2 separate regions of the Homo sapiens genome follow, and region 1 is linked to region 2. Evidence: chromatin loops called from intact Hi-C (ENCODE). Cell type or tissue: B cell. All regions are shown on one strand. Links, peaks and the distances in the headings refer to the core of each region. The heading gives the core; the rest is flanking DNA. Region 1 has its middle 130 kb from the start of LINC00604. Region 2 has its middle 180 kb from the start of PTGER4.

What was found. A loop is a pair of places that touch in the nucleus more often than their neighbours do. Peaks named below come from ENCODE experiments on the same cell type or tissue, not always from the same donor. Only the 100,000 strongest peaks of a DNase experiment are listed, where the experiment ranks them.
Region 1: a loop joins it to region 2, with 2.3 times the contacts of the local background. A loop is called at or near these places in 2 of 110 quality-filtered maps.

Annotation. Positions count from the first base shown.
Region 1 is chr5:40,361,669-40,371,658 of GRCh38, forward strand. No RefSeq gene overlaps it. Among named protein-coding and RNA genes, the nearest start is that of LINC00604, 130 kb to the left of the region's middle. In B cell, for the core only: no CTCF peak of the experiment used is centred there; a DNase peak (open chromatin) is centred at 5,793.
Region 2 is chr5:40,497,491-40,507,480 of GRCh38, forward strand. No RefSeq gene overlaps it. Among named protein-coding and RNA genes, the nearest start is that of PTGER4, 180 kb to the right of the region's middle. In B cell, for the core only: no CTCF peak of the experiment used is centred there; a DNase peak (open chromatin) is centred at 5,441; H3K4me3 peaks cover 727 bases; H3K27ac peaks cover 416 bases.

The DNA of each region.
Region 1 (9,990 bases), core at 1,062-9,061, 140 kb before region 2:
CATAATCTATTATCCTAACCAGAACACTTTAAAATTAATGTTTTTAAATTTTTTGATTGACAAATTGGTTTATGTCATTGGCAGACTTATGAAATAGTTCTATTTGAAAACTTGTTTTAAAAATCAAATTGCTTCAAAAATATAGCACTTATCTGTTGCATTGAAGCAAAAAAACTTTATATAAATTTTCTGAACATTAAATAATAACAAACAGAATAACTGTTTTGGCAATATTCATTTACAGTAATCATTTTTAGCTGTTTCTATATACTTTTTAGCTATCTATTAATACTAAGATGTCATTTGTATTTTTCTCAAGAATGCTTCTTTTTATTGTGGTCATATGGTTTTCATCATTTATATGAAATTTTCATCAATCCTCTACACTTAATAGTTAATAAATTAGAAAATGTTTACGCTCTTGCTTGGCTCTTCTCTGTAGACCATATTTTTCATTGAAAGACTACTTTCCCCATAGATGGTGAAGAAGTTGATAATATCAGATAAATTTTAATTTTTCCTAATGGAATTATATGATTATTTCAGCTCAAATATTTTCATTAAGTATCTTAATTTGTAATTATTTTCTCAGTAAACATTTTATTGAACATTTACTATGTGCTGAGCACTATCTCTGATCTGTTGTAATTGTTGTTGTTCATTTAGAAAATTCCACTTTTTGTAATCCCAGATTTTGGGAAGCTGAGGCGGGCAGATCACTTGAGGTCAGGAGTTCGAGACCAGCCTGGCCAACATGGTGAAACCCCGTCTCTACTCAAAATACAAAAACTAGCCGGGCATGGTGGTGCACACCTGTAGTCCCACCTACTCGGGAGGCTGAGGCAGGAGAATTGCTTGAATCTGGGAAGCAGAGGTTGCAGTGAGCCGAGATCATGCCACTGCACTACAGCCTGGGCGATAGAGTGAGCCTCCATCTCAAAAAAAAAAAAAAAAAAAGAAAAGAAAATTCCACTTTTTATTTTAGGTTCAGAGATACATGTGCAAGCTTGTTATAAAGGTATATTACGTGTAATAGGGGTTTGATGTGCAGATTATTTCATCACTCAGGTAATAAGCATTAATAGTTAATAGGTACTTTTTCAATCCTTACCCTCTTCCCACCCTCCACCCTCCACCCTCCAGTAGGCCCTTGATGTCTGCTGTTTCCTTCTTTGTGTTCATGTGTACTCAAAGTTTAGCTCCACTTATGAGTGAGAACCTGTGGCATTTGGTTTTATGTTCCTGCCTTAGTTTGCTTAGGATAATGACTTCCAGCTCCATCCATGCTGCTGCAAAGATACAATCTTGTTCTTTTTTATGGCTGTGTAGTATTCCACAATGTATGCATACCATATTTTATTTATCCAGTCTACTATTTATGGGAATTTAGGTTGACTTCATGTTTTTGCTATTGTGAATAGTGCTGACCTATGGAGTGGTACTATGATGATGGGAAAGGCCAAGCAGAAGCCACGATAACTGCCTCTACCTAAAAAAAGTAAGCCAAAAATGATACCACATTCCTGGAAGGATTGAAGAGATTAGTGCCATCATCAAGAATTTGAAATATGTTGGAGTGATGAAACCTATTCAACTCTCCTATTTATCCTGTACTAAAGACAGGTTGATCTTGGAGAATGACAGTGCATTATCATAAGCCTAACAAGGTGGTGGCTCCTATTGCAGCTGCTACATCAGATGTGGTTTTATTGCTTGACCAAATTAATACATCCCCTCATACTGGACATACAGTTAATGATCAGGCAAATGTTGTATTCTCCATCCCCTTTAATAAATAAAATAAAGCCCATCAGAAGCAGTTCACTTTTAGCTAGTAAGGCCACCAATACACCTCCACAGTCCTACATTAGGGGTATATCAACTCTCTAGCCCTATGTTCATAATTTAGTTTGCAGAGATCTTGATCACCTTTCCCTTTCATAAGATATCACGCTGGTCTATTTCTTGATGAAATTATGCTGATTGAACCTAGTGAGTAAGAATTAGCAACTACTCTAGACTTATTGGTAAGACATTTGCCTATCAGAAGGTGGAAAATAAATTTGATAAATATTGAGGGGTCTTCTATCAGTGAAATTTCCTGAAGACCACTGGTGTCGGCCATGTCAAGGTATGCCTTCTAAGATGAAGAACAAATTGTTGCCTTGACCCCTTTACAACTGATATGGTTTGGATGTCTTAGCCAAATCTCATGTTGAAATGTAATCCCCAGTGTTAGAGGTGGAGCCTGATAGGAGGTGATTGGATCATGAATGCAGTTTCTCATACCATCCCTGTCCTCACAATAGTGAGTGAGTTCTTGTGACCATTTAAAAGTGTGTAGCAACTCTTGCTTGTCTTTCTTACTCCTGTGCTGGCCATGTGATATGCCTGCTCCCCCTTTACCTTCTGCCATGATTGTAAGTTTCCTGAGGCCTCCCCATAAGCAGAGCAGATGCCAGTATCATGCTTCCTGTGTAGCCTGCAGAACGATGAGCCAATTAAACCTCTTTTCTTTATAAATTACCCAGTCTCAGGTATTTCTTTATAGCAATACAAGAATGATCTAATACAACAACCAAAAAAAAAGCAGCACCAAGCCTAGTGGGCTTCTTGAGATTTTGGAGGCAACACATTCCTCATTTCGGTGCACTACTCCATTCCCATTTACTGAATAACTCAAAAACTTCTAGTTTTGAGTGAGGCCCAGAACAAGAGAAGACTCTGCAGCAGATCCATGTAAGCTGCTCTGCCACTTGGGCCATATGATCCAGCATATCCAATAGTGCTTGAAGTGTAAGTGGCAAACAGGGAAGCCGTTTGTGGCCTTTGGTATACCGCTACAGATGAATCAAAGAGCAGGCCCTTGGGATTTTGGAGCAGTCTTGCCATCCCCTGCAGATAACTACTCTCCTTTTGAGAAACAATTCTTAGCCTGCTATTGTGTCTTAGCAGAAACTGAACATTTAACCACAGCTCACTAACTCAGCATGCAACCTGAGCTTCCCATTGTGAAATGGATGTTAACTGACAAACCAACCCATAAAGTTGGGCATGCACAGCAGCACTCCATTATCAAATGGAAGTATTATAGATAGGATCAGGCCTGAGCAGGCCCGGAAGGCATAAGTAAGTTACATGAAGAAGTGGCTCAAATGCCCATGATCCCTTATTACTCTACCTCGACTCTCCCAGCTTGCACCTATCGCCTCATAGAAAGTTTCCTACCATCAGTTGACAGAAAGAGAAAACTCGGGCATGATTTTATTCTTACTGGAATAGACACTTACTCTGCATATAAATTTTCAATTCCTGCACACAATGTTTCTTCCAAAACTGTCATCCATGGAGTTACAGAATACCTTATCTACTGTCCCAGTATTTTACACAGTATTGCTTCTGATCAAGGAACTCACTTACCAGTAAATAAAGTGCATCAATTGGCCCATGCTTATGGAATTCCATGGACTTAGCCATGTTTCCCACTATGCTAAAACAGCTAGCCTGGTGGGACAATGGAATGGCCTTTTGAAGACTCAGCTGCATTGCTAGCTAGGTGGCAACACCTTGCAAGGCTGAGGCAAGGTTCTCTAGGAGGTTCTGAGTCAGCACCTAGTACATGGTGCTGTTTCTCCTGTAGTCAGGATTCATGGATCCAGGAATCAAGAAATAGAAATAGGAGCAGCACCACTCACTATAATTCCTGGTGACCCACTAGCATAATGTTTGCCTCCTGTTCTCATGACCTTGTGCTCTGCTTGCCTATAAGTCTTAGTTCTAGAGTGTTCTAGAGGGAAGAAACACAACAATGATTTCATTGAACTGGAAGTTAATACTAACACAACTACTTTAGTGTCCTCATGTCTCTAAATCAAAGGGCAAAGAAGAGAGTTACTGTGCTGGCTGGGGTGATTCATCCAGGCTACCAAGATGAAAATGGACTGCTATTTTACAAAGGATATAGAGAAGAGCATGTCTGAAAAAAAGAGATCCCTTAGATGCCTCTTACCATACCCTGTGATTAAGGTCAATAAAAAACTACATCTCAGTTCAGACACGGCTACTAATGACCCAGATTCTTCAAGAATGAAAGTTTGGGTTACCCCACCAGGTAAAAAACCATGCCAGCTTAGGTGCCTGCTGAAAGCAAAGGCAATACAAAAGGAGTAGTGAAAGAAGTTTGTTATAAATACCAGCTATGCTCAGAGGATCAGTTATGAAAGAAGGACTCTAACTGTCACGAGTATTTCTTCCTTATTTTGTTATGAATATGTTTGTGTGTGTGTATACATAGCAAATGTCTTTGTTTTCTTCACTTTCTTAGCCCATTACAATGTAACATAAGAAGTATTGACTTTGTATTTAAGATAAGTTTATTTAAGTACTTAAGTATTGGTAACTTTATATCATAGTATTTACCTTATGGAATGCCAAGGAAAAGGGTAAACACCACCCAAGAACTTTGTATCCTCTTCTGAGGAGAGGGTTAGTGTGTTTTTGCTTGTACTCAAGACAGGTGTATCATATTAGGTTGAATTATGACATTTTTATTGTCTTTATTTGGAGATTAAGGATAGTTTAAAGAGATGCATATGGGTGCCAGATTGATAAGGAGTAGAATTGTGAGAGCTAATTTTATGTGTCAATTTGGCTGGGCCATAGTGCCCAGATGTCTGGTCAAACATTATTCTGGATGTTTTGGTGAGGGTCTTCCAGATGAAATTAACATTTAAATCAGTGGATTTTGAGTAAAGTATATCGCCCTCCGTAATGTGGGTGGGCCTCATCCGATAAGTTGAAGGCTTACATAGAACAAAGGACTATCTATCTATCTATCTATCTATCTATCTATCTATCTATCTGTATCTCTATCTAGCTACCCCTACACATATCCTATTGGTTATGTTTCTCTGGAGAATGCTGGCTAATGAAAATGGTTAACAAAAAGTCAGGACAATGGTTACCAGTGGAGGAAAGTATGATTGAGAGAGACACACAGGAGGAGTCTAAGGTATTGATAATATTCTATTTTTTTACCTAAGTAGAGGTGCATGCATTTTATATTACCACTATATATGTTTAACACATTTTTCTGTATGAATACTGAATATCACACATGTAGACACACACAAATTTAACTCGAAAAGTATAAAATAGAAGACTATCAGCTGAAGATGAAAATAGCAAACTAAAACATACATGTAAAAAATTATACAAAATATATGAGAAGATAAAGAAATGTAAAATATGAGAGATTAAGAAACAGAAACAAGAGAATGAGAAAGTCAAGCTCAAATAAGAATTATGAGAGGATAACATATAATTAGTGGCCAAGGGGAAATATTTAAGAAGATCATGGCTGATAGATGGTCATATAAAATAAGCAGAAGCAGCAGGATTAATAAAATAAATACAAATAAACATATGTGTAGAATAACATCTTATTCCATTTGGTGCTGCAATGACAGAATCCTTAAGACTGAATAATTTATAAAAAACAGAAATATATGTCTCACAGTTCTGGAGACTGAGAAGGTGATGATTATGGCACTAGCATCTGGTGGGCCTTCTTGCTTGTTACCACGTGGCAGAAGGCAGAAAGGCAAAAGAGAATTGTATCAGTCCTTTCTTATGCTGCTAATAAAGACATACCTAACACTAAATAATTTATAAAGGAAAGAGGTTTAATTGACTCACAGTTTAACATAGCTGAAGAGGCCTCAAGAAACTTACAATCATGGTGGAAGGGGAAGCAAATATGTCCTTCCTCACATGGTGGCAGCAAAGAGAAATGCTGAGCAGAAGGGTGAAAACCCCTTATAAAACCATCAGATCTCATAATAATTCACTCACAATCATGACAAAAGCATAAAGGTAACTGCCCCCATTATTCAATTACCTCCCACTGGGTCCCTCCTATGACACGTGTGGATTACGGGATGAGATTTGGGTCAGGACACAGCCAAACCATATAAAAAATGAACTCACTTCCATAAGCCCTTTTTAAAGCAGCATTAATCCTTTTATGAGGGCAGATCCCTCAGGACTTAAACACTTCCCTCAAGGCCCTACCTCTCAATACCATTGCACGGGGATCAAGTTGCCAACACATAAATTTGGGGGACATATTCAGATCATACCATTCCACCCTGGGCCCTCAAATTTCATTTCCTTCTCACATGCAAAATACGTTTATTCCAACCCAGTAGCCCTAAGTCTTAACTCACTCCAGCACCAACTTTAAAGTTTAAGTCCAGAGTCTCATCTACATCAAATATGTGTGTGAAGTACTTCATACTGAGGCAAAATGCTCTCCAGCTGTGAGCCTATAAAATCAAACAAATTATGTACTTTTAAAATATAATGGTGTCTCAGACGTATGATAGACATTCTCATTTCAAGAAAGAGAAATACAAAAGAAAAGAATAACAAGTTTCAAGTAAGTAAAAATCCCAATAGGGCAAATGACATTGAATCTCAAGGCTTGAGAATAGTCTCTTTGGACTCCATGTTCTGCCTTCTGGCGCACTAGAAGGCTGGAGTTGGGTTTCAAGGCCTCAGACAACCCGTGTGTCAGTCCTCACACATTTAAGTCAAAAGCTTATGGTTTTCTCAGGCTTGTGCTGCATACTGGTAGCTCGGCAGTTCTGGGGTCTTGGGAGGAGCCTTGCTCCCATGGCTGCACTAGGCATTATCCTAGTGAGGACTCTCTGTGGCAGCCCCCACCCCGCATTTCCGCTGGATATTGCTCTAATGGAGGCTCTCTGTGGTCACTCCAATTCTGCAGCAGGTCTCTGCCTGGGCTCCGAGACTGCCTGAGACATCCATTGAAATCTAGCTGGAGGTAGCTATGCCTCCATAGCTCTTGCTCTCTGGGTCAGTGATGAGAGGAGCAGGCTTGAAGATCTCCAAAATGACTTTGGGGCTACTCTCCCATTGTCTTGATGAATAGCGCCTGACTTCCTTCTATTCACACTAATTTCCTTATCAAACAGTTACTTGGCCATACCCTTGGCTGCTTTTCCTAAAGATGCTTTTTTGTTCTTGACATGGCCAGGCTAAGAATTTTCCAAATCTTTACATTCTGCTTCCCTTTTGATTATAAATTCTATCTTTAAATACTTTCTCTCTTTTCACCTTTTACTATAAGCAATTAAAAGACGCCACACAGCACCCTACATTTTTTGCTACCTGGAGATTTCTTCTGCCAGATATCCTGGTTCATTGTTAAGTTCTGTCTTTCACAAAGTCTTAGGACAAAAACACAATTCAGTCAAGTTCTTTGCCTCTTCATAGCAAGGATCACCTTTTCTCTAGTTTGTACTACCTTGTTCCTCCTTTCAATCTGAGACCTCATTGAAATGGCCTTTACTGTCCATATTTCTACATTCTCTTCATAATCACTTAAGTAATCTCTAAGAAGATACAGGTTTTGGCTTACAGCTCTTCTCTTCTTTTAAGACTTCACCAGAATTGCCCTTAATGCTCCATTTATGGAAATACAGGCTTCTTCAGCACTCAGTTCAAAACTGTCTCAGCCTCTACTCACTACATAGTTTAAATGCTGCTTCCACATTTTTAGATATTGGTTGTAACAAAGCCTCACTATTCTGATTCCAATTTTTGTCTTAGTTTGTTTGGTGTTGCTATAACAGAATACTTGAGACTGGGTAATCTATAAAGAACAAAAATTCATTTCTTACAGTTCTTGAGGCTGGGAAGGTGAGGATCATGGCACCAGCATCTGGTGAGGGCCTTCTTGTGGTGCCCTCACATGAAAGAAGGTGGAAGGCCAAAAGAGAATGAACCCATTCCCACAAGCCCTTTCTATAGCAGCATTAATCCATTCATCAGGGTGAAGCCCTCATCACCTAAACACCTCCCAAAAGGCCCTGCCTCTCGACACTGCTGGGCTGGGGATCAAGTTTCCAATGCATCATCTGGAAGACACAATCAGACTAAATATCAAATACTGAAAGAAACTATAGTAAATGAAGTCTTAAAGGAAACAAAAAGAAAACAATTAGATGTACAAGAGATTTTACATCAGAAAGAGATTCTATACCTAGAAAATCCTAAAGACTGCCAAAAAGCTCCTAGAATTTATTAACAACTTTAGTAAAGTTTCAAGGTACAAAATCTATGTAAAAAAATTAGTAGCATTTCTATACACAAACAACATCCAGGCTGAGAGTGAAATCAAGAATACAATTCCACTTACAATAGCCACAAAGAAAATGAAATACCTAGAAATACAGCCTGGTATTTACCAAGGAGGTAAAATATCTCTACAAGGAGAACTGCAAAACATTGCTGAAAGAAATCAGAGACTACACAAATAAATGGAAAAATATTCTATGCTCATATATTAGAAGAATCAATATTGTAAAAATGGCCATACTGCCCAAAGCAATTTACCGACTCAGTGCTATTCCTATCAAACTACCAATGTCATTCATCACAGAATTAGAAAAAAAATATCTAAAATTCATATGCAACCAAAAAAGACCCTGAATAGCCAAAGCAATCCTAAACAAAGAGAACAAAGACATCATACTACCTGACTTCAAACTATGGTTTAAAGCCACAGTAAACAAAACAGGTTAGTACTGGTACAAAAACAGACAAATAGACTGATGGAACAGAATGCAAAACTCAGAAATAAAGTCACACACCTACAACTATCTAATCTTCAACAAGGCCAACAAAAACAAACTATGGGGAAAGGACTCCTTTTTCAATAAATGTTGCTGGGACAACTGGCTAACCATATGCAGACGACTGAAGCTGGACAATTTCCTTTCACCATATACAAAAATTAACTCAAAATGGATTAAAGCTTTAAATGTAGGACTTCAAACTATAAAAATAATAGAAGAAAACCTAGGAAATACTCTTCTCAACATTGGCCTTGGCAAGGAATTTTTGGCTGAGTCCCCAAAAGCAATTGCAACGAAAACAAAAATAGACAAGAAATAGACAAGTGGGACTTAATTTAACTAAAGAGCTTCTATACAGTGAAAGAAACTATCAACAGAATAAACAGACAACCTACAGAATGGAAGAAGATTTTCACAAACTATGCATCCAACAGAATCCTCATATCCAGAATCTACAGAGAACTTAAACAAATCAATGGGCAAAAACCAAATAATACCATTAAAAAATGGGCAAAGTACATGAACAGACACTTCTCAAAAGAAGGCATACAAATGACCAACAAACAAAGAAATGCCCAGCATCACTAATTATCAGAGAAATGCAAATAAAAGTCTCAATGAGATAACATCTCACACCAGTCAGAATGGCCATTATTAAAAAGTCAAAAACAACAGATGTTGGTAAGGCTACGGAGAAAAGGGGAATGCTTATACACTGCTGGTGGGAATGTAAATGCTATTCACAATAGCACAGACATGGAATTAGCCCTGGTACCCATCAATAGTAGACTAGATAAAGAAAATGTGGTACATAGAATACTACACAGTCATGAAAAGAATGAAATCATGTCATCTTTAGCAATATGGATGGAATTGGAAGGCATAATCCTAAGCAAATTAACACAGGAAAAGAAAACCAAATACTGCATGTTCTCACTTATAAGTTGGAGCTAAGCATTGAGCACACATGGACACAAATATTAGAACAGTAGACACTGCAGACTACCAGAGGATGAAGGTAGGGTGGGTTAAAAAACTACCTATCTGGAACTATGCTCACTACCAGGGTGACAGGATCCATACGGCGAACCTCAGCATGACACAATATTCCCATGTATTAATAACAAATCTGCACATGTACTCCTGTATCTAAAGTAAAACTTAAAATTTTCAAAAAAAGAGACAAAGGAGATATCTACTAAAGTGTGCTAGGAGAAAATAACTGTCAATCTAGAGCTCTATTCCCAGATGAACAATCATTTAAAAGTTGAGAAACAAAACATGTTGATGGAAGGAAAGATTGAGCTTATTCTTTGAGACTCTTACTAAA
Region 2 (9,990 bases), core at 978-8,977:
TACGGAAAGTCGAAAACAAAGGACAGGGGAAAGAAATTGATCCCTGACTTAAAGCAACTGCATTTTTCCAATGACAAGTTTATATCAATTGGTTAGTGTTTCTCAAAGTGTCATCTATGGATCCTCTGACCAGAGTCACCATAAGAGCTCTGCAGAAATACAGGGGCTGGGCCTTACCTAACACCTAGTCATTTAGAATCTCTGAGAGAAGGGCCTCTTTAGAGGGTTCCCTAGAGACTCTTAAGTACAGTAAAGTTTGAGATTGCTGCCATAGGAACAATCACAAGTCTACATCATTCAGGAGATTTGAGTGCAGGCCTAGATGAGAGAATGACTAATTACCTTGGATTAAAATTCACTAAGAATCTGACTTTCCATTTCCTGTCTTATACTGAAGCTCACATTCCAACTGAATTCCTTTGGCTCTTACGGATGAAAAGAAATTGCTGTATATTCCTGAATTACCTTTACTAATAGTTCAGCCACACTCGAAGACCTGAATATAGTAGAAACTTGAATAATTTGGACCTGCTAAAGGAGAGGTCACATAGCTTGGAAGCGGTCAGAATCAGCAGACATTTGGCCTGGCGCAGAGGCTCACACCAGTCTGGCCAATATGGTGAAACCCCATCTCTACTAAAAATACAAAAAAATATTTAGCCGGGCATGGTAGTGCATGCCTGTAGTCCCAGATACTCAGGAGGCTGAGGCTGGAGAATCACTTGAGCCCAGGAAGCGGAGGTTGCAGTAAGCCAAGATCGTGCCACTGCACTCCAGCCTGGGTGACAGAGCAAGACTCTGTCTCAAAAAAAAAAAAAAAAAAAAAGAATCAGTGGACATTTGAGATTTTTTTTCCTGTGGCATAATAGTAATGTATTCTGGCTTACAAACCAATGCCGAATTTTAAATCTGAGCTTTTGGCCTTGATGTGATTGATATGTACTGAAAAATGTTCCCACCACCTCACTTATCCCCTGGTCCGTCATTATCAATTGTTATGAAATTTGTTCCCTCTGGTTTAACAAGAATTCCGGTTCCAAAACTGAATAACTTATGGCACAGAGAAAGAAATAATTTAAAGACACAAAATGCCAGCCACTGATTTCCTTAGCCCCTTTTCGTTTATTGATCATCATAACTGTGGGGGTAGATGTTATTAGTCCTATTTATATTTGAAGATAGGGGATCACATGGGTACAAAATGATAAAGCAGATGCAATGTCAGGATCTCCACCCCCAGACGAGGAAGCTGTCTTAATTGCACTAGGCAGCATCTTCTTTCAATGCAAATAGGCTGAAGAAAGCAACATGTTTGTTACACTAGGGAGTAAATGACATAAAGAAGAAGGAGAAGGAGAATAAAAGCAAAATATCAGGCAAGTAAGGAGTCTCTGGAGAGTGGAGGGAAAAGGGTGTCAGCAAGTGGAACAAGAATAAAGAAGGGAAAAATAGATGGGCACCCAAACCAAACTTCTTCCATTTGACAAATTTTGTGAAGACTTTTCTGACAGACAGAGGTCCCTCCATGCTGGTCTTAAAGATTTTTAAAAACTCACTTAGCAGCAGCAGCATATTGTAACGAATATGTCAAAGAATCCCATGTACTCATACCCAATAAAATTGTTCCCTGTTAAAATAACATTCTTCCTTGCAATTTTGGTTTCACTATTGCTGAAACATGGTAAAAACTGTTTCTTGTAATACCAAACATTTTGCTCTGCTCTGTAGCTGACATGACACTTGTAGCTTCCACGGGTTGCTTGATGAATAAGTACAACACCAAACCATCAGATGGTAAAGGCTCTTCTCCACATCTCATGTCTCAGCTGCCACAACACAAACCCTTCAAAGGAGACACATTCCCAGTTTCATGCTCCAAGTGAGACAGATGCTCCCCAAAGCCACTACACCACCTCAGAACTAGAGAAAAGAAGTCCTCAGATTTCCTTTTGTTCCTGAGACCAGCACACTGAGGCTCTTTTACTTTCCCCTTGGCCACCATCCTGCTGAGAGCTGCAGGAGAGAATGTCTGTCTAGTGTCCCCATATCCCCCTGTCTGGCTATCAAATGTAAAGCCACCAGACCTGACATCCCTGTTGTCTATTAACCAGAAACCTGAGCTCCATCCCTAGTACTCTGTACATTTCCTACTCTGACCCACTTTCTTAATCATCCTGTACCTCCCAAACCCCTCCAGTGTTTCCTCTTGTCTGCCATCAGCAAACACTCTTGTTATGAGTTGAACTGCATCCCTCTCTCCGTTCATATGTTGACATCGTAACCCTCAGTACTTTAGAGTGTGACCTTATTGAGAAATAGGGCTGTTGCAGATGTAATTAGTTAGGATAAGGTCATACTGCAGTAGGATGGCCCTCTGATCCAATAGAACTAGTGTCCTTCTCAAACAGGCAAGTTTGGACAAAGACACACACACACATACACACAAAAACACCAAATGAAGATTGGAGTTATGCTGTGGCAAGCCAAGGAACTACCAGAAGTTAGGAGAAAGGCCTGGAACAGACCTCAGGGAAGCACAGCCCTGCTGGCATCTTGACTTTGGACTTTTGGCCTTCAGAACTGGAAGACAATAAATTTCTGTTGTTTTAAGCCACCCAGTTTGTAATACTTTGTTATACCTCCCCGGAAAAAGAATACAACCCATCTTTGAGCACTCCCTTCACCTGGCTCCCCACTAGTGGCACAGCTTCTCTTGCAGTCTTACTGAGGGAAGATTTCTTCTCCTTCCCCTTGGTACCTCAAAGCCTGGAGTTAGATCCCATTGCTCCTTCTAAACCATTTCTTCTCCCTGTGCTCAAAAGCCCAGATCCTTTGAAGTTTAAGCCATCATACTCTTTCTACTTGCTACTGGCATCTACAAAACTTGGTCACTCTTCATCACTTATTGATGACTTTGTCACCTGTTCTATAACTTCCTTTCTACCCCCACTCCTGGCAAAACGTTTAATGACATCAACTCTCTGGTGTCTTGGTTCCTCTACATTCTCATGTCCAAAAGTTGTTTCTTCCATTCCAGTTCAATCTCCTATTCCTTGTTGTCATCACCATTAACTGTACTAACTTCAGAATCTCAGCCTCCAGCTTCCCCCTCTCTGAACACCACGTTCTAATCTTTGAGCTCATTTACTCGGTACATAATCTCTCAAAATTCTCCACTTTCAGTTATGGAGACTTCCAATCAACTGAAAGGTAACTGACACCAAACATTTCCTCTTGAACACTTTTCTTATGTCTTATCTTCTTACCTAGTTTGAAGTCCACTCATCCTTAATTAGAATTACTTCCTTGGAAACACCTTTCACTCTCTCTCCATTTTTGTACCAGCACATCTACTTGGCAATGCTCCAACCCAGGTAGTACCCACCAATCTACCTATTCTGGGTTTCTACCTAAGAAATTAAACTTGCTGGACTAAAATATACAACTATGCCTTCAGATTTCCCTTTAAAGTCATGACTACGAAAGTATATTTACCAGCTGTCATCACTTCACACTTCTAGTAATAACCTCTCATTCCCTGAAAAGTTATAACACTGGATTGTCTTTCTTTCCATCGCTTTTCCTATGAGGTATTGGTGATTGTAATATTCAAATAACTAATCCATTTAATAGTATAGCATGTCAGTTTCTTGATTATCTCATTTTTGTTGACTTTGTCTTCATCTCTACCTCCAGTACCCACGTAAGTGACTATATCCTAGATCTTATTATTGATTGAGATCTGCAATCTCAATTTGAAGCCATTCTCTAATCTCTAACTTCCAATCTTCCCAGGTCATGTTCTCCCACATACTTACTCCAAAACTCTTTGGGCCCTACTGGGATATTCAGTCTATTAATCCTACCACCTACTTTTCTCCAATCCCTCCTTTTCTTCTTACCAAATGTAGATTCCAGGATCCATCATTTAACCACTCCTTCTACAGATCCTCAACTAGCTTGCTTCCTTTGTACCTGTCTGACAAAACGCCAACCTGCTAAAACCTAAATCTCTCCCTATATCTGCAGCTGAGCAGCCAAATGTGGCTAGACAAAAACACAACCATGCTGACTCTTCTTTCAAATATGACCTCAAGCTTCAAAAACGTTAATATTGCCCAGCAATTCTCTATATTCTTCTGGCTTTTCCACTCTTCAGACACCTCTTTTACATCTTTTTTTTTTTCCTGTCCCTAAACCTCTGCATTGGCTCTATTCTTACTCTCAGCTGAAATATTTGCCTCTTATTTTCCTAATCCAATCGAAGTATTTAGGAGATAATTCCCATATCCTACCTACTATAAGTTTATCAAACTACCTACATCTGTACCTTGTCTCCTGTTGCAATGGATGAACTGTCCCTGCTCCTATCTAAAGCCAACCCCTCCTTTTATTATCTAGATTCCATCCCATTATCTTCACTCAGACTTTGCTCCTACAATTATCCCCTCTCTTAATTGCAACACAAGTTTTCACATTGATATACAAATTGCTCCCATATTTAAAATACCCTGCTTGATTTCTTTCTAGCACCTGGCCCATTTTTCTATTCTTCTTTGTAGCAAAACTCCTCAGAGAGGATGCCTGTGATAGCTGGGTTCCTATTCTCAACACTTCTAGTCAGGATATTGATTCAAGATTTCACTAAGCTCACTCACATCATCAGCTCCAGTCATCAATGGTTGGTCCCCACACTTTTCCAACCCTCAGCAGTACTGAGTAGAGTTAATCATATCCTTAAAACATTTTTTCCCTTGGTTCCGAGGGCGTTGCACCTTATTGTTTTACAGCCTACGTTGCAGGCTGCTCCCTTTCCAATCTCTTTGCAGGATGCTCCTTCTCTTCTTAACACAAAGTTGTGTTAAGATTAGGGCAGCTATTCCCCAGGTGCCCTAATCTAGTCCAATAGCTTAATACTCTGTCTGTATGATGATGACTCCTGAAGTAGCAACCCTGATCACTCACTTAAACATTAGATATGCACGTCCAGTCACTTACAGGACACCTCTTAGTAGGCTCCAAACCCAACTCTTGATTCCTACTCTGCAGCCTCTAAAATGTCTCCTTCCTTTGTCTCTCAGTAAGTGAGCAACTACCCCATTTCTAACCCATTAATCCAGCCAGACACCTAAGGTTAGTGTTCGATGTTTTCCCTTTCTCAGACTCTCTACATTCAATCCATCAGCAAGACTGATTCACAGTACTATCTCAACACATACGTATGGAATAGATGAATACATGAATAAATAAGCAAGTGTATACAACTGTCCTGTGCCAGGAGCAGAAACTAGGAAAAACTATCCATCCCTTACAGTCCAAAGATTCAAATAACAGCATTCATTCTTAACATGGCTTTTTAATAACTAATGAGAAAATGAAACCCGTAATAAAGTCATATGCCAAGATTCATAGCAAGAGTCCTCACTTCTCAAATTTGATCACTTCCCCTTAATTTACTGGCACAGCCTGCCCAGTGTTGCTATTTTGGGGGATCCGATTTCTCTTCTGCTAACCAGTTTAAATAAGTCCTAAAATTATGCGTTTTAAGTTATTGCTCTCCAAATATAATTTCTAAACTTCTATAATATATTAATTGCCAGCCATTGATAACTACTCAGGTAAAAATCTGGAGAACAAAACTAATTAAACCAACTTTCTAGATTAAAGGAGCGATAGTTCTGGTGTACTAGAGATGAAAAACAATTAACCATATCAAATTATCTGTGGGAACAACCTCTGAGAGTTGTGTTTTTTACAACTTAATATTTTAATCCAATATTTTCTATTTGCTTTTCAACCCCAAATTCAATTTGAAATGTAAATAGTTAATGTTTTTAGGAATGGGAAACATTAATTCACTTATTTTCTGGTACACAAAGAACATTAGTGCCTATAAAAATGACTTGGGTCATTGCTTTTTCAATAAAAGAGCAAAAATTTGAGCCAGGGTTGACTCACATATCCATTAGCATCTTAGGTTTATTGACTGTCATCCCATTCCTTTCAAACGCTTTTGAATTCAGAGAGTACTCACCAGACAATAAGTATACAAATCACTCACTTTAATAAAATTTTGTTGAATACCTAGATTGTAAGTTTATTCCTCACACTAAGAAGTCAGTCAGTCATGAGACAGACAGTCAATCCTGACGAGGCCCCACCACAACACACTCAGTGGTTATAAAGGGCAACAGGAAAGCAGAAAGCACAGCCTAACACCACTCATGGAAAATTTTATAGCACATGCACTCTTTGCAGGAAGTCAATGTAAATGCTATGTAAATACTGTATTGTTTATTGTAATACTGTAAATACTGTAATACTGTATTGCTTTTAATTTGTATTATTTTTATTGTTATGTTATTCATTTTTATCAACAGTTTTTTGACTGTGGAGGTGGAACTTTTGGATACAAAATGCTGATTATATGCTGAGAAAGGATAAAGAAGGAAATGTCTTAAATAGAAGAAAACATAAGAAGATAGAAACTGCAGAGGACAGAGGACCACTGTATGCCCTGAAGACATCACTAAAGTGGCACATGAAGCACACTTTTGAACACTCAGGAAGAAATTCCTGACAATCAATGGACACAGAAAAACATTATTAAGTAAAACTTGTGGTGACTCTTTTGCTAGGCAGTGGGGCATAGTGGTTAAAAATTTGGGACTTGGGAGCCATTTCCAAAAAGAAAAAAAAATAATGAACAAAAAAGTTCGTGGAGCTGCTTCCTGCGGAAATCATGAAAAATGCCATTGAAAGTCAAAGCCCTGCACTAATAACTAATTATTTGTCCTTGAACAAGTTATTTGTGAATACAGAACCCATAGATACGAAAGGCCAACTGTACTTATTGAAAACAATCCAGGTATAACTAGACCCGCACAGTTCAAACCCATGTTGTTCAAGGGTCAACTGTATAATTCACTTAATCCCTAGAGCAACTGTAAGAGCTAGATACGATTGTTATCCTTGTTTTGTAGGAGAGGAAAGTGAGGCACAGAAGTGTGGTTCAAGGACCAGAAGCATCTGCATCACTTGGGAGTTTGTGAGAAATGCATAATCTTAAGGCCCACCTCAGATTGCTAAATTGGAATCTGCTTTTTAATAAAATTAGCAGATTCCTACAAATATTAAAGTATCAGAAGCACCTGGCTAAAACCATCTTCCCAAAAGTGGTGGAAGGGGATTTCAAGCCTTACAGGTCTCACTCTACACTGTACTGTATAAGCCTCTTTGCATTAGAAAATTAATGTAAAGTGCCTAGCATATTATAAGTAATAAACATTGTCCATCATTATAATATTTTAGGAATAGTTTGTACATATTTCTACCTGGAAGTAAAACTATTTATTTATTTGTTTATTTATTTATTTATTTATTTATTTCAAACTAAAATTTAAAAAGCTGAAATTATCACCAAACACTTAGCATTGACAGGAATTCGAATTGCAGAATTATAGAACATCAACACTTAAAGGGAACAGTAAGATCTAAGAATTCAAATCTCTTGTTTCATTTCTGTGGAAATTTGTGCTAAAAGAGATATGAAGTTAATGTGACGAAAGTCAGCCAGCAAATTAGGGGCATAGGAAGGACTTAAACTTGGGTCTTGGTAGCTAGGTCTGCAATCATGCAATTATTACTGACTTCTCTTCATTCCCTGCCACTGCATAGGTCAAAAAAGGCAATTGGATAAGTAAGCAATTCGCAGATCCAAGTGGTTTCACATTACTGTTTAAAGCGCTCTCCCGACCACAGAGGCTACTTGTGATGTCTATGAATATAAAATATCTTCATAATGTGTTTTTTCAGAAATCAGCTGTTTACTGGTTCTGTAGTAGATTCTCTCCTGGGTATTTCCTTAGCATTTGGCTAGAACATTGGTGCAAAATTGATGTGGTATAATATTGTAAACTTTGGGCAATAGTGTAACCTCTCCCAACAATCCTTTTTTCTATCCAACATTAATTCTTATCATTCTATCCATCTTCATAGGAAATTTTTTAAGTAACAATGTTTTAGTCTTCTCTAAATTACAGCATATTTTTCCCTGCCCTCAAGAGTCCCCATCTTATAAATGTTTGCCTTTCGGTTAGTCCAGCCAAATTTTATTTTTTTGCCTGCCACCTGCATTCTAATAGTCCTTTTGCCTCTTATGCACCTACTCTTGACCATTCATTTCTCCTCTTATCTCTACAGTGTTCCAAGATAATTATGCAAAGTATATTCAGATCACTCCTTCAGCAGGCTACTGCATTCTTTCTTCAAATTGCTCAAAATACATTTCTCCCAAAAAGTATTTTCTTTACTTGTTGAGAATAACCAGGAATTGATTCATATTAGGCATTTTATTCATCTTTACTATGTAATCAGCAATAGAAATCTGATAGGCATGATCCCTGACTTCATCTTCTACGCAATATTCTATGTATATATACCAGCTTGCCTTTAGCCTTATTACTGAGTTTTAATTTTGATACTGTGATAGTTAACTACATGTGTCAACTTAACTGGGCCACAAGATGCCCTGATATTTTAAACAGTATTCTGGTTGTGTCTGTGAGCATGTTTCCAGATGAGATTAACATTTGAATCAGTAGATTCCCCTCCCCAATGTGGTCGGGTGTTATCCAAGCCTTTGAAAGGCTGAATAGACCAAAAAAAAAGAATAAATGAGAATTCACTGTCTCTGACTGTTTTAGAGCTGAACATTGACCCTCTCCTATACTCAGACTGGGACTTATGCCATCAATTCTTCTGGTTCTCAGGATTTGGACTGGAACTACACTACCAGCTCTCCTGGGTCTCCAATTTGCAGATGGCAGATATCATGGGACTTCTTAGCCTATGCCTTATAATAAATTGTGTGTGTGTGTGTGCGTGTGTGTGTGATACATATATATATATATATATATATATATATATATATATATATATATATATATATATGAGGTATGTGTGTTTGTGTGTGTGTCCGTCCTATTGGTTCTGTTCCTCTGGAACAGATCAGACTATTAGAGATAGATTATGTGCCTTCACCTACTCACTGTTCCTGCTTTCCTTCCATGTGCTCACTGTTCCCTGTGAATGGCTCAGGATTTGCTATGGGAAGTAATTTTGCCTTCCTATGAAAAGTAGATAAAGATTCAGATCCACCCTTTCTAAGTTGTAAGTATTTTTACTTTACGTGAACTTCCTTTAATGATTTAAACAAGAAGTGGAAAGCTTAATGTATGCTCAACTTTTTAAAAACTTAACAGAAAAAAATTGGAACACTATTGACCAAAACTTTTAGCACTTTGGTTATCTAACGGTGTTTCCATTATGGGCGATGTTAATTTATTTATCTTTGCTTTTCTATATATTTCAAGATTAATCAAACAGTATATTAATACTAATTTCGAAAAGACCAAAATCATTAAAAAAACAGATCGTTTTGATTCATACTGTCCTCTAGTTGGTAATCCCCAACAAATCAGCACAAATATCACACCAAAATTAGAACAAAAATTTGTTAACAATAAAAAAGATAAAAACCCAGCAAATCTACACCAATTAAAAATAGATGATCACAAGGAAGAATAAACTAGTTTAAGATAAACCTACATAGGCTACTCACAGCACATTCCACCTTATATCATGAAACAGAAATCACCAAAAACCAAAAGATAAGATCTTTGCCGTTTCTCTCCATATGTCCTCAGATTCAAAGATCCAAGAAGTTACAACTGAAGAACAAGGTAGGGTTTCCTTTCTACCTTCTGTATTCTACTCTGTGAAGAAAGTAGTAACTATGCCCATTTACCATTTCCACCACCAGATGGTATAATCATCTACAAAAAAGAAAAAAAAACTCATTTAATTCAAAGAGTGAGAATTATATAAGGTACATTTTTCTCACCACAAAGCAGAATTACAATACTTTTTTTTTAAGTACTGTTTGGAAATTAGAAGAGGAAAATTACCTTTAAATAAACTTGGTTAGAA